Linked DNA regions of Homo sapiens: region 2 is linked to region 1. Evidence: chromatin loops called from intact Hi-C (ENCODE). Cell type or tissue: transverse colon. All regions are shown on one strand. Links, peaks and the distances in the headings refer to the core of each region. The heading gives the core; the rest is flanking DNA.

Region 1 (5,387 bases), core at 331-5,330:
AGATTTGTTGAAATTAAAAGTTGGAAATAACTTGATATATGTAAACTTCCTCCTGCACCTCCTATCAATTTTATAACCAAATGTAAGAAAAGCTTTTATAATATCCAAAGAGCTTTACCCAATATATCTCTGCATCTCACTCAAAGTTTGTGAAGTAGCTATTATTATCCCCAACTGACTTGTGAAAAACAGGCTCAGAGAAGCAGAGGCCTGCCCAAAGTCACACTGTAAATGTCCTGAAACAGAGGGGCCTGGAACCCAGGTCTCCTAGTTTCTATCCAGCCTACTCACCCCTGTACAATGCTACCTTCATTATCTTACTTTTTATTCCACTATGTCAATGGGTAAAACAGAATAAAATAATATTCCCTTGTTCCCATGTCTACCTAAATGTGGATGCAGTCTCTAGTATGCTTTCCTTGAACTCAGTGGAGACAATCTTTCATCTGGAAAAAATTCATTTTTTAAGGTTTCCAGTCTCATTGACTGCCCTCTCCAACCTCATACTTTCTGATCCAACACTACTACTCATAATGATTTAAATAAACCCCAAACTGTTATTTCACACTACTGCATGTTTCTTTGTTAAGGCTCTTTTCCCTATTCCAATTGTCCTTCTCTTTGAATAGAAAACTTCTATCCTTCCTCAAGCCCTAGAAATCTACCCTTGACCTCCAAGTAAGTCAAATGGGTTGTCTGATCCCATATCCCCTCTCTATATGTACCTCATCATAGCACTCACTGGGCTCTCTTAGAATTGTCTCTTTAAATGCCTGGCCTCTTCCTCTGGCCCAGAAGCCACTTGGGGACAGGGACTTTCTATCTCCAGCATCTAATGCAGAATTTGACCAATAATTGCAGGTGCTTGGGAAACATTTATTGCCTTGATCAGAAATCACAAACTGACAAATAGTTTCTAGTTATTAAATAATCATTTATCACTCCCAGAAATAATGCCATTGGAACTTTCTTATAATCTTGCATACAATAAAATATACAGATTCTAAGTATTCAGTTAGATGAGTTTTCACATTTATATGCATCTGGGGAACCACCACCTCAAAGAAGTTATAGACATGTTTTTTTTGTTGTTGTTTGTTTTCCTTGCTTCCAGCCCACAAGAGCAGTCTGTTAAACACCTTGGCCAAGGCTAAGAATGTCAGTTTTAAATTAATATCTGAATATGAGCTGCCTCCTACAAGTATAAACCTTGGCCCAAGGGCCCACAAGGGCCACAGCCAATTGGCAGGGTCATGGTAAATGATGCAAAGGATGGCATCACTCTTTTCAGGAGAAATAGCATGGTTGGCGATGTATCATTAACTGAATGACATTTTGTATCTCTTTCATTCGTGGTCACTGATCTGTGCAAAACCCTCCTTCCCTTGCTCTAAGCAGAGAAGCCCCAAAGAATCTAAATCAGCCAGGGACAGGTAAGTAAGCCCAGGGTCTTAAATCACCCATAAGTTTGTGGCCAGGTTTGCATTTGGTCCTGAAGGATGTATTTTCCTTTCATGGGTTGTGGGCCAATGTTTCTTTTCCTGCTGATTTATAGCCTCCTATAAATTAACAGGAGCCTTTCAACTGGGAACGCCACATCCCAAAGGCATGAATCTTCCGTAGGTAATTCCTCCCTGAGGAAGAAAGAGTTAGCTCTCAATTACATACAGCGATGGGGGTGCATGGTGGCTGAAATGATACAAATGCCACTTATATTCAAGTTGGAGCCTTTTCACAAAGTCACAGAAAGACACAGTGAGATTTGAGTCCCAGAAGCATAAAAGTCCCAGAGAAAGGGGCCTTGACATAGCTTTACTTGCATTGAATACAGATTTGTTCAACCCCCATGAGAGGAGAAATACTGAAACACCGGAAAACATTGTCTCCTCTCATAACATTTTCAGCTCATGGTGAAGACGGACACATCCATAACTATACTACCAGCTAACATTTCCCACTCATTTGGAAATTATTTTTACCAATATTTTAGTGACTCAAGCATTCAGGGTCATAATAAAAGGGGAAAATGTACTAAATCACAATTTTTACTGAGTCTGATATTCAATTTCTTTGATTCATTTCTTCTTTATTTAATCAAATATTCACCAAGTATTACTAGGTACCAGACATCATGCCAGGGACTAGAAATAATGTGAAAAAAAAGGATGTTTTCTGCTCTCACGGGGTTCACAGCTGTGGTGGCTGAGGAACTGTGGTCTCTGCTCCCCACCAATTATACATCAGCTGGACATAAGTAAGTGTGCAGTAAAACAGAAATTTAAATTTTGAGGTAGAAAATTTACTTATGAATTCTATCACTCTTAAATATATATATTTTGTATTGAGGGAGGAGAAAGTGGATTACAGTTTCAAAGAGGCATAACTAGGAGTCAGGAAGCCTGGCGTCTATTCCCAAATCCTTTTCTCATTAGCTGGTGATTTATAAAAGTCATTTAAACTCAGTCCCAGTTCTGTCATATGTACAATTGTGTAAGGCTTACCCTGGAAGTTATAAATTCTATGTGTTTTTGATCGGAATCCTTCACTGTACAATTTATTTGTTCTCTTATACATTCACCACTTATTCATTCATTCTGCTAAATAAACATTCATTTGTCCCATGTGTTAATTTTAATGGCTACTATAACAAATTACACAAATTTGGTGGCCTAAAACATGAGAAATGTATCCTTTCCCAATTATTGGAGACCAAGAGTCCAAAATCAGTATTACTGGGCTGAAATCAAGTTGTCAGTAGGATGTGTTACTTTAGGGTGCTCTAGGGGATAGTGTGTTCCTTGCCCCTTTGATTTTTTAGTGGCTGTCTTTATTTTTTGGCTGGTGGCTGCATTACTCCAATCTCTGCCCCTGTAATCACATTGCTTCCTCTTCTGAGTGTGAAATCTCCCTTTGCCTCCTTCTTATAAGGATATATGTGATTACATTTAGGGTCTACCTAGATAATCCAGGATAAACTTTTCATCTGAAAAATTTTAATTAATCATTCCTGCAAAATCTCATTTTTGCAACATGAGATAATGAATAGCCACAGAATCCAAGCATGAGGATGTCTTGTGCAGGGACATTATTCAGCCTACCACTTCCTTTATTTATGTGTATGCCACTTTCTCCTCCCTCAACATGAAATATATATATATATATATATATATATATATAATTTAAGAATGATATAATTTATAAGTAAATTTTCTACCTCAAAATTTAATTTTCTATTTTACTCCACATTTTGAGAATGAGTAAAGTATACCGGTTAATAATACAGACTTTGGAATCAAAAGAGTTTTGTCCTGAGTACTGTCTCTGCCACTTCTTATCTGTGATCTTGGGAAAAGTACTTGCATTATAATAATATGTGTCACATTAAATTACATATGTAAATTATTTAGTACAGTTAGTTCATAATATTAACTAATCAGTGGATATCAGAAAATATCAATATTAGGTATATATGTGGTCTAGATTTGGAGGAACTTGTCCACGCCCCTGGCAAATTCAAGATATGGTTAAGAAATTGTGAAATAAACAGTTCCAATGAAATTCAGTAACTTTTTTTTTTAAGAGATGGAACCTCGCTCTGTCACTCAGGCTGAAGTGTGGTGGATTATCATATGTGGCTTACTGCAGCTTCGAACTTGCAGACTCAAGCAATCCTTCTGCCTCAGTCTCTGGAGTACCTGGGACTACAGGCATACACAACCACACCTGGCTAATTTTTTTTTAATTTTTATTTTTGTAGAGACAGGATCTTGTTATTTTGCCTAGGCAAGTTTCAAACACCTGGCCTCAAGCAAACCTCCCCCACTTGGCATCTCAAACTGTGGGAATTATAGATGTGAGCCACCATGCCTAGCCTAAGTTCAGTAACTTCTATTAGCAAGGAAATGTCAGGGATTTTCTTTGTTTTCTTTCTTTTTTTAATTTTTATTTTATTTTTTGGAGTGGAGGTTTAAAAAGCAGAAGAAAGAGAAAGAAAAACAGTTCTCTATTGAGAGAGATGGGATTTCTGAGAGGAAAGACGGCTGGTGGCAGATGCGCCAGATTTACAGTCAGGTTTGAGGAGGTGGTGTCTGATTTACATAGGGCTCACAGGCTTCCCTGAACTATAAAATTTCCTGCACATTTTATAGAATGTGAGGGTAGAGAGGGTAGGAGATATGACGGTCACGGACAGGAAAGGAGGAAATTAGGATAGAAAAGTTGAAGACCCTGTTGCTGACACCCATCGGGTGGTCAAAGGCTGGGGTCAGTCCAGAAGCCTTTGGATAGCACCAGGGGGTAGCCTCAGCCAGAAATCCTCGTTTGCTACAGGACCTCTTCCAGCCCCAGATGATGGCTAAGTACTCTGTGAAAGGAAGCTGGTTCAAACATGGCCAATATGCCCAGGAACCCATGGGCACCGGGGGATTCTCCATGTTGTCCTCAGCAAGCCTGTCCCCCAGATTTGAAGATTCTGTGGGTAGAAACAGTGGTAATTGGATGCTGAATGTGAAGAAAAGAGAGAAGTTCTAGATAATCCCTATCATTTTTCCCAAATGGTGGAGTGAAATGAGGTCACTCGTTAGACAGAGAACCCAGGCAGAATGGCAAAAATTCCATAAAGAATAATTATATTTCCTCTTTCCTTTTAAAGAAATCCAAAAGTCCTCTTCCTTCTCCCCTTCCACATTTCCCTTCTCCTTTCCTTCTCCTCCTCTCTCTCCTCCTTCTCTTTCTTCTTTTCTTCTGTGTAGCTGGCAGCATTGGTATAAGCCAACAGGAAAAAGTGAGACAAATCTCAGACTCGACAGAATGTGTCTTTTCCTGTCTCTTCCCCAAACAGCTTTCTAGATGCCAAGCTCTTTCCTACCTGGTGGTCATCTTGCTGCCAATTGATCTCTTTCTGAAAGGCTTGTGTCTAACTACCCCCACCCATGAACACCCTCTGCACACACAAGACACAGACATTTAACCTGCTGATGTCCTACTCATTATTTAGGCTGTGTTTAATTGACATGTTCTAAGGAAAGTATTCACTATTTTTAAGCATTGACTCTCCACCTCACTACCATGAAAATACACACACACACACACACACACACACACACACACAGTTTATGCTCTGTTATATACTGCTCTGATTTTCTGTATCTTTCACTTTTTGCACTATCACAACTATAATAAAATATTTGAATTACTATCTATATAATGCCCTTCTCTCCCATTAGTCCATAAGCACCAAGAGACAAAATCCATGTCTGCTTTCCTCACTGTGGTATCTTTTGAACTTATCACAGAACCTGGAAAATACCAAGTTATAAACATATTCTGAATGAAATAATACAAACGAATCAATGAATGAATGATGGATAAATGCAGTGTACTATAAT
Region 2 (5,387 bases), core at 203-5,202, 280 kb before region 1:
GCTATAGCTTTGACAAATTCCCTCAACCACACAAAAGATTAAAATGTTCCAAGTGGAACTCTGTTATTTCCCTATATTTTGCTGTAGAAACAATCTCCCAAATTAAGGATGCATGCTGGGATTCTTCTCATGCTACCAGACAGACTATCAATGCCAACAGATTCACCATGCAGAATAAGACTCAGGTTCTTGAGGTCAGCTTTACCTCCAGCTGCCTCTCAAAGGGTGCAACCAAGCTGAGAAATGAGATGCAAGAAAAAACAGAGAAAGATAGTGGTAGTTAGGGTATGGTCAATGTTCCATGCAAAATGAGGGGCATTTTTCTCCCACCACTTTAAACCTTCTGAAATGACTCATGGACATGCTAGCTGCTTCCAGGAAAAAGAAACATTTTCAAAATTTAATGCTCTGAATATTCACCACATGCACCAAGATTTGGACAAGATGATGGCTTGAAAGAAGAGCCTGAGACTTTGTGACAGCTATCAGTGGGTGACAAAATGTGCTTGACAAAGTACATGTCAAAAAAGAGTAGTCTTCAGACAAAAATCACGAGAACAAGATAAGACTACTGGGTCCTCTCATGCAATTCTTGGGTTGTGATTCAGAGTCTATTCTCAGCATGCTCAGGGCACCTTTATTTTTTAAAATCCTGCTAGAGAGAAAAAGAGTGTAGATCTTTCTGACCAAGTCACCAGAAATGGCATGCACATACCTCTTTGAACATGACATAGGCAAACTTTGATTAGAACGACCACAGGCAGATGATAATGGGTGGGATTGAAAAAGATTATTCAAGATCAGATGAAAAGATGATTTAGAAATTCAACCAAAGCAAGTCAGGTTAACTTTATACAAACAAACAGAACAACTCCAGATGTGAATGGATATTTAGGAAAAAGAGGTTTGACACTGAAATTCTTTAATTTGGGGTGAGAGTTATTTTAAAGCTTTAAAGCTTTGATTTGGATGGCTCTATCAAATTTGAGAAGGATTGGGAGCAACTAGGAGGGTGAAAAGTGGGTAGCGGGTGATTTTTGGAAAGCTATTCAGAGGAAATTCAATGAAGAGTGAAGAAGCCATAATAGGAAATACCTGTGGTTGCTTGGACCATCAGGGTCTGAGCACGCTGCCCGCCAATCAGCCCATGAAGGTGGGCAGTGTAATTAGAAGAAGCTTTGAGGTTGGTGATGACAGAGCTGCGAGACACCCCAGGCACAGACAGCACCATGGTCTCATGGGGGTGATCGGAATTACTAACTTCTATAAGAAAGCTATCAAAGGCAGACTCCTGAGCTTCCCACGAGATGGACACACTGCCCCAGGTCATGTTTGAGACAGTGAGGTGGCTAAGAAGAGGTTTGGCTACTAAAGCAAGAAAAAAAAGAAAAAAGAAAGTGTGTCAATTTAAAACACCATTGTAGAGTCAAAATCAAAACACATAAGACTAAATCCATAAAGTTTTAGACTTTACCCTTTGTTAATGGTAAAATAATTTGTCCCTTGTTGAAAATCGGTTTGAGCCATGAGAAACAAACATATATGTTTGCCTAATTTTCTCCTCTAAGTTTTTTTATACTTGAACCTGGCTGAGATAGCAACTGGATAATGTTGGCTCTCTCTGCCTTATCCATGGATCACCCTGACGACAATTTGTAGCCTCATGTAGAATGAGGACAGACCCTCTCTCAACCATGGGTGACCTAAATGACAGGCAATTTTGATGCTACGATGTCAACCCTTTTCTTGGATTTCCCAGACCATGAGTCCCCTTTTTGTAAACTATAAGGAAAAATTATCCTGTGTTTGTTCTGTAGACAATATTTTTTTTTCTAGTTTGTGATTTCTTCATTTCTCCTGTGTTTGTTCTGTAGATATTGTTTCTTTTTTTCTAGTTTGTGATTTCTTCATTTACCTCTCCAGAGAAGGCACTGTCTAAATTGTGCTAAGAATGCTACTTTGAATGTAGCATTAGAAAGGGGGGCTCCCCTTTCTAAATTCACATAGGGTTGTCTTTTACTGCATGGCAAAGAGCATCTGACTTAGTGCACATCTCACAGACACCACAAATTTAAAGTGAGAGCAGTTTATTCTTTTGTTTTTTAAACTAAGTCCCTTGTTTGAACACAACTATTCTACTTTTATTTTTGCCATTTATCATTCACTATTCTGAGGGCAAGACAGCATGTTCTGATCTTCTAGAGGTGGTGTTGGAACTGGGGTGGTCTGAATGGCATGGCTGCCTCCTGCACTCATCTGATAAGTAATCTTTGCTGTTTCCCTTTACTTTCCCAGTTGGAAAAAAATACCCAACACCATCAACATGATTATTAAATCACTGGGATATTTGGGTATTGCGAGGTCCAAGAGACTAGGAAGACAAAGACACTAAGATAATACAAAATAAAATTTACAAGACCTCTTTGACTGAGGCAGACATCTTTCAAAGTCAAGAACAGGTCTAGTTATATAGCTTTTTAGTTATGAGAGGTTAGAATTCTTTTCTCTAGATTCCATATGGCAAATTAGACTGAACTACATTTTATGCTGTAAACATCCTGGTCAGTGATAAATCAGGCACATGTCTTTATGGCAATGCATTATTTGGGCTGCTGTTGGAAAAGAGTTATGTTAAACAGCACCCCAGCCTAGCACCATGGAAGAGTTAGTGCCCTGTGGCTTGTACATCAATGGGAGAGGAGAAGGAGAGGCTTCACCCTGCAAAGAAGACTGTGGAGAGAGTGCGTTAGAAATGGGAGAATGCACATGTACCTGTCGTGGCTGTGGCACTGATGGTTTTGGTCCGGATGCTGGGAGCAAGTCCAGAGAGGTAGACAATAAAATCAGTACTAGGGGGTAGCCCTGAGATATGGGCAGTTCGTTCAGCACCAGAGATATTATATTCCACAGTCTCCAGCAACCTATTGGAATCAATAATTTCAATGGTAAAGGTCTCGAAGATCCCATCGGTAGCCATCCAGGAGAGATTGAAGCTCTCGGGAGTTATGTCAGAAACATTTAAGTTTCCAATTTCAGGTTCTTTGGCTGTAAAAGGAAGGGGTAGGGGAGAAGAAAAAAATAAATTTGAGTTAATTATTTGGCTGTGTTTTAAGATTGAGGTTGTTAATAGAACCATTGCTGGGTAGAGAGATCTGATAATTCAGGGCTATGATGGAAGGAAGCAATGTTACCAATTAGTGCCAAAGGGAGAGAAAAAGCAGTTTTGTTAAAAGAAATTAGAAAAAGGAAGGTATGGCAATTAGATTTCTCTACATGCAGTTGCCACATATAATCAGGCCCTGGCCAAGAAGATGTGCTGAATGATCTTATCAGGAACTGTTGCATCTTAACCACACTTGCCTCTGGGAGCCCTACCTCAGGGTTGCTGGCCACTGGTCAAAAGATATGAGTCCTGGCAACTTCCAGTCTCTTGAATTGCATTAAGGAAACCAAGATTACTTGGATGCCTTCCACAGACATTCTTTACTTTGAAGGAGCTCCCATCTATTCAAATGAGGGCTAAATAATTCTGATGCCATTACCTTCCCAAGGTGGTAACTTGAGGCTTCTGATTTTGTGACTTAATGGTAATTACCAATTTCTCAGTGTAATTCTTGGTATTTTTTTCATACTTTAGAGAAGGACCAGCCAGCCATTCTCATATTCTGTTAAAATAGCTTGTCCTCTCTTAACTGCTGCTATGTGGGCCAAAAAGGCTAGTATTGCATTGCCAACCAAGAGGGCTAAGCCAAGGCAAGGCAGTTTAGGCCATCCCTTTCAGCGAAGAAATAACATTTTGTCTTGAAGATGGTCCTGCCAGTGCTTTCCCCAACCATAAGAATAAAACATGCAGAGGGCAGGTAGGAGCAGGGTTTGAAAAGCTAGTACTGTCTCTTTAGCAAGAAAGAAGGCTCCTGGTCTCTGAGATCCTTCTAATAGATTTGTTGAGATACAGATCAGATGGGATTATGGAACTTCCTGCCCATAGGCCAATTCATCAGTGGCAAGAATGTTGCTATTGTTAAGAAGAAAAACACACACACATAAAAATACTGAGGACACCCAAGCCACAAGATCTGCAGAAAAGATCAGAAGTGGTGGGTGATTACTTTGCCTTCTGGGAAGGGATGGTTTATGGGTCTCAGAAAAAGGAGGTCCGGGTGCCTTCAGAGTAGCCTCGGCTGCAAATTCTAGGCATTTCAGGGTCACCGTCCTGGCAGTGGTTGCCTGTGCTTTATGTTTCTTTATCTCAGTGAAAATTAGTGAAATGACTGAGGTTAAAATGCAGAGCTATGCTCTTGCTAGATTCAACTGGGATGTACAGGTATGCATTAAAGTTTAGTTGCAATAATTATTTAAAAAGGGGAGCAGTCATATGCAAAATGAAGCGATAGTCTCTACCGAGCTTCAAACCCATGGAGGCACATAATAAAGATGAGCAACGGAAAACTGTGTCAGAGGAAGGCTGCTGACTTTGGCAGGCCCCCGGGAAACACTGAAGTCTTGTAACAGGGGTAGAGTGACGAGTAAACTATAATGCACCCTCCTGGGTCTGGGGCTGGGAGTTTGCCATCCAAAGGCCAACACTCCAGAGAGAAACTCTTGATTAAAAGAGCAAAAAGGGTATCAGTTCTTTGACATTCATAGCCCAGGACATTCCTTGTTCCAAAAGCTGCTGTGTGTACTTGTGCTAATGAATGGCTTTCTCTTTGGTACAGTCTCCAGTCATAATTGTGTAATTTCTTTTTTTTTCCTTCTGGTCTAGCTATTTGCTAATTTGATGTTCTAACAATGACTCAGTATCTGAGAGAACTGCCCGGAGGAGGGTAATTCAGTTCTCTTATTATACTGGGTGCATTTTAAAGAAACATTTCTTACATGCAAGAACCACACTACCCATATCCTTGAGGGATTTAGAGATAGAAAAGCACCATTTCCAACTAGCAAAAGACTCTCAGAAGTAAATAATCTGTGTTCCACCAGAACTCATATATAGGGAGGGAAGCTTTTAGTTATCTCCAAGCACTGGAGAAGTGAATTAAAACCATCAGGCTGATTCCTGAAACAAAAATTCATCATTCAAAAAAGATGTAGAATCAGCCAGGTAAAGTATGAAAGGCTGGGGGGCTGGAGATCAGAAAGGGCAACACCTGCATCATTCACCATCCACATGGCAAAGGCATGAGGACAAAGTCATAGCCCACAGGGAGGTCTCTGAGCATGCACAGCCGGCCACTGAAAGGCACATGAAAAGGATTCAGTTATGGCGAGATGCTGACTCCGCGCATGATCTCTTGAAAAGGAAGCAAAGAACCTTGGGGAGAAAGCATTGACAGGGAGAGGAAGTACCTGTGGAGGCCTCAGCAGAGAGTACTGGTGTTCTATAG

What was found. Hi-C counts contacts between places; a loop is a spot of excess contacts. Peaks named below come from ENCODE experiments on the same cell type or tissue, not always from the same donor. Only the 100,000 strongest peaks of a DNase experiment are listed, where the experiment ranks them.
Region 2: a loop joins it to region 1, with 8 times the contacts of the local background. A loop is called at or near these places in 1 of 110 quality-filtered maps.

What each region holds. Positions count from the first base shown.
Region 1 is chr9:115,334,153-115,339,539 of GRCh38, forward strand. All of the region lies in intron 4 of DELEC1 (deleted in esophageal cancer 1), which reads left to right. Among named protein-coding and RNA genes, the nearest start is that of DELEC1, 200 kb to the left of the region's middle. In transverse colon, for the core only: no CTCF peak of the experiment used is centred there; no DNase peak of the experiment used is centred there.
Region 2 is chr9:115,054,381-115,059,767 of GRCh38, forward strand. TNC (tenascin C) reads right to left here. Exons shown (of 28, transcript NM_002160.4): 14 at 5,350-5,387; 15 at 2,773-3,045. Among named protein-coding and RNA genes, the nearest start is that of TNC, 61 kb to the right of the region's middle. In transverse colon, for the core only: no CTCF peak of the experiment used is centred there; no DNase peak of the experiment used is centred there; H3K27ac peaks cover 2,573 bases.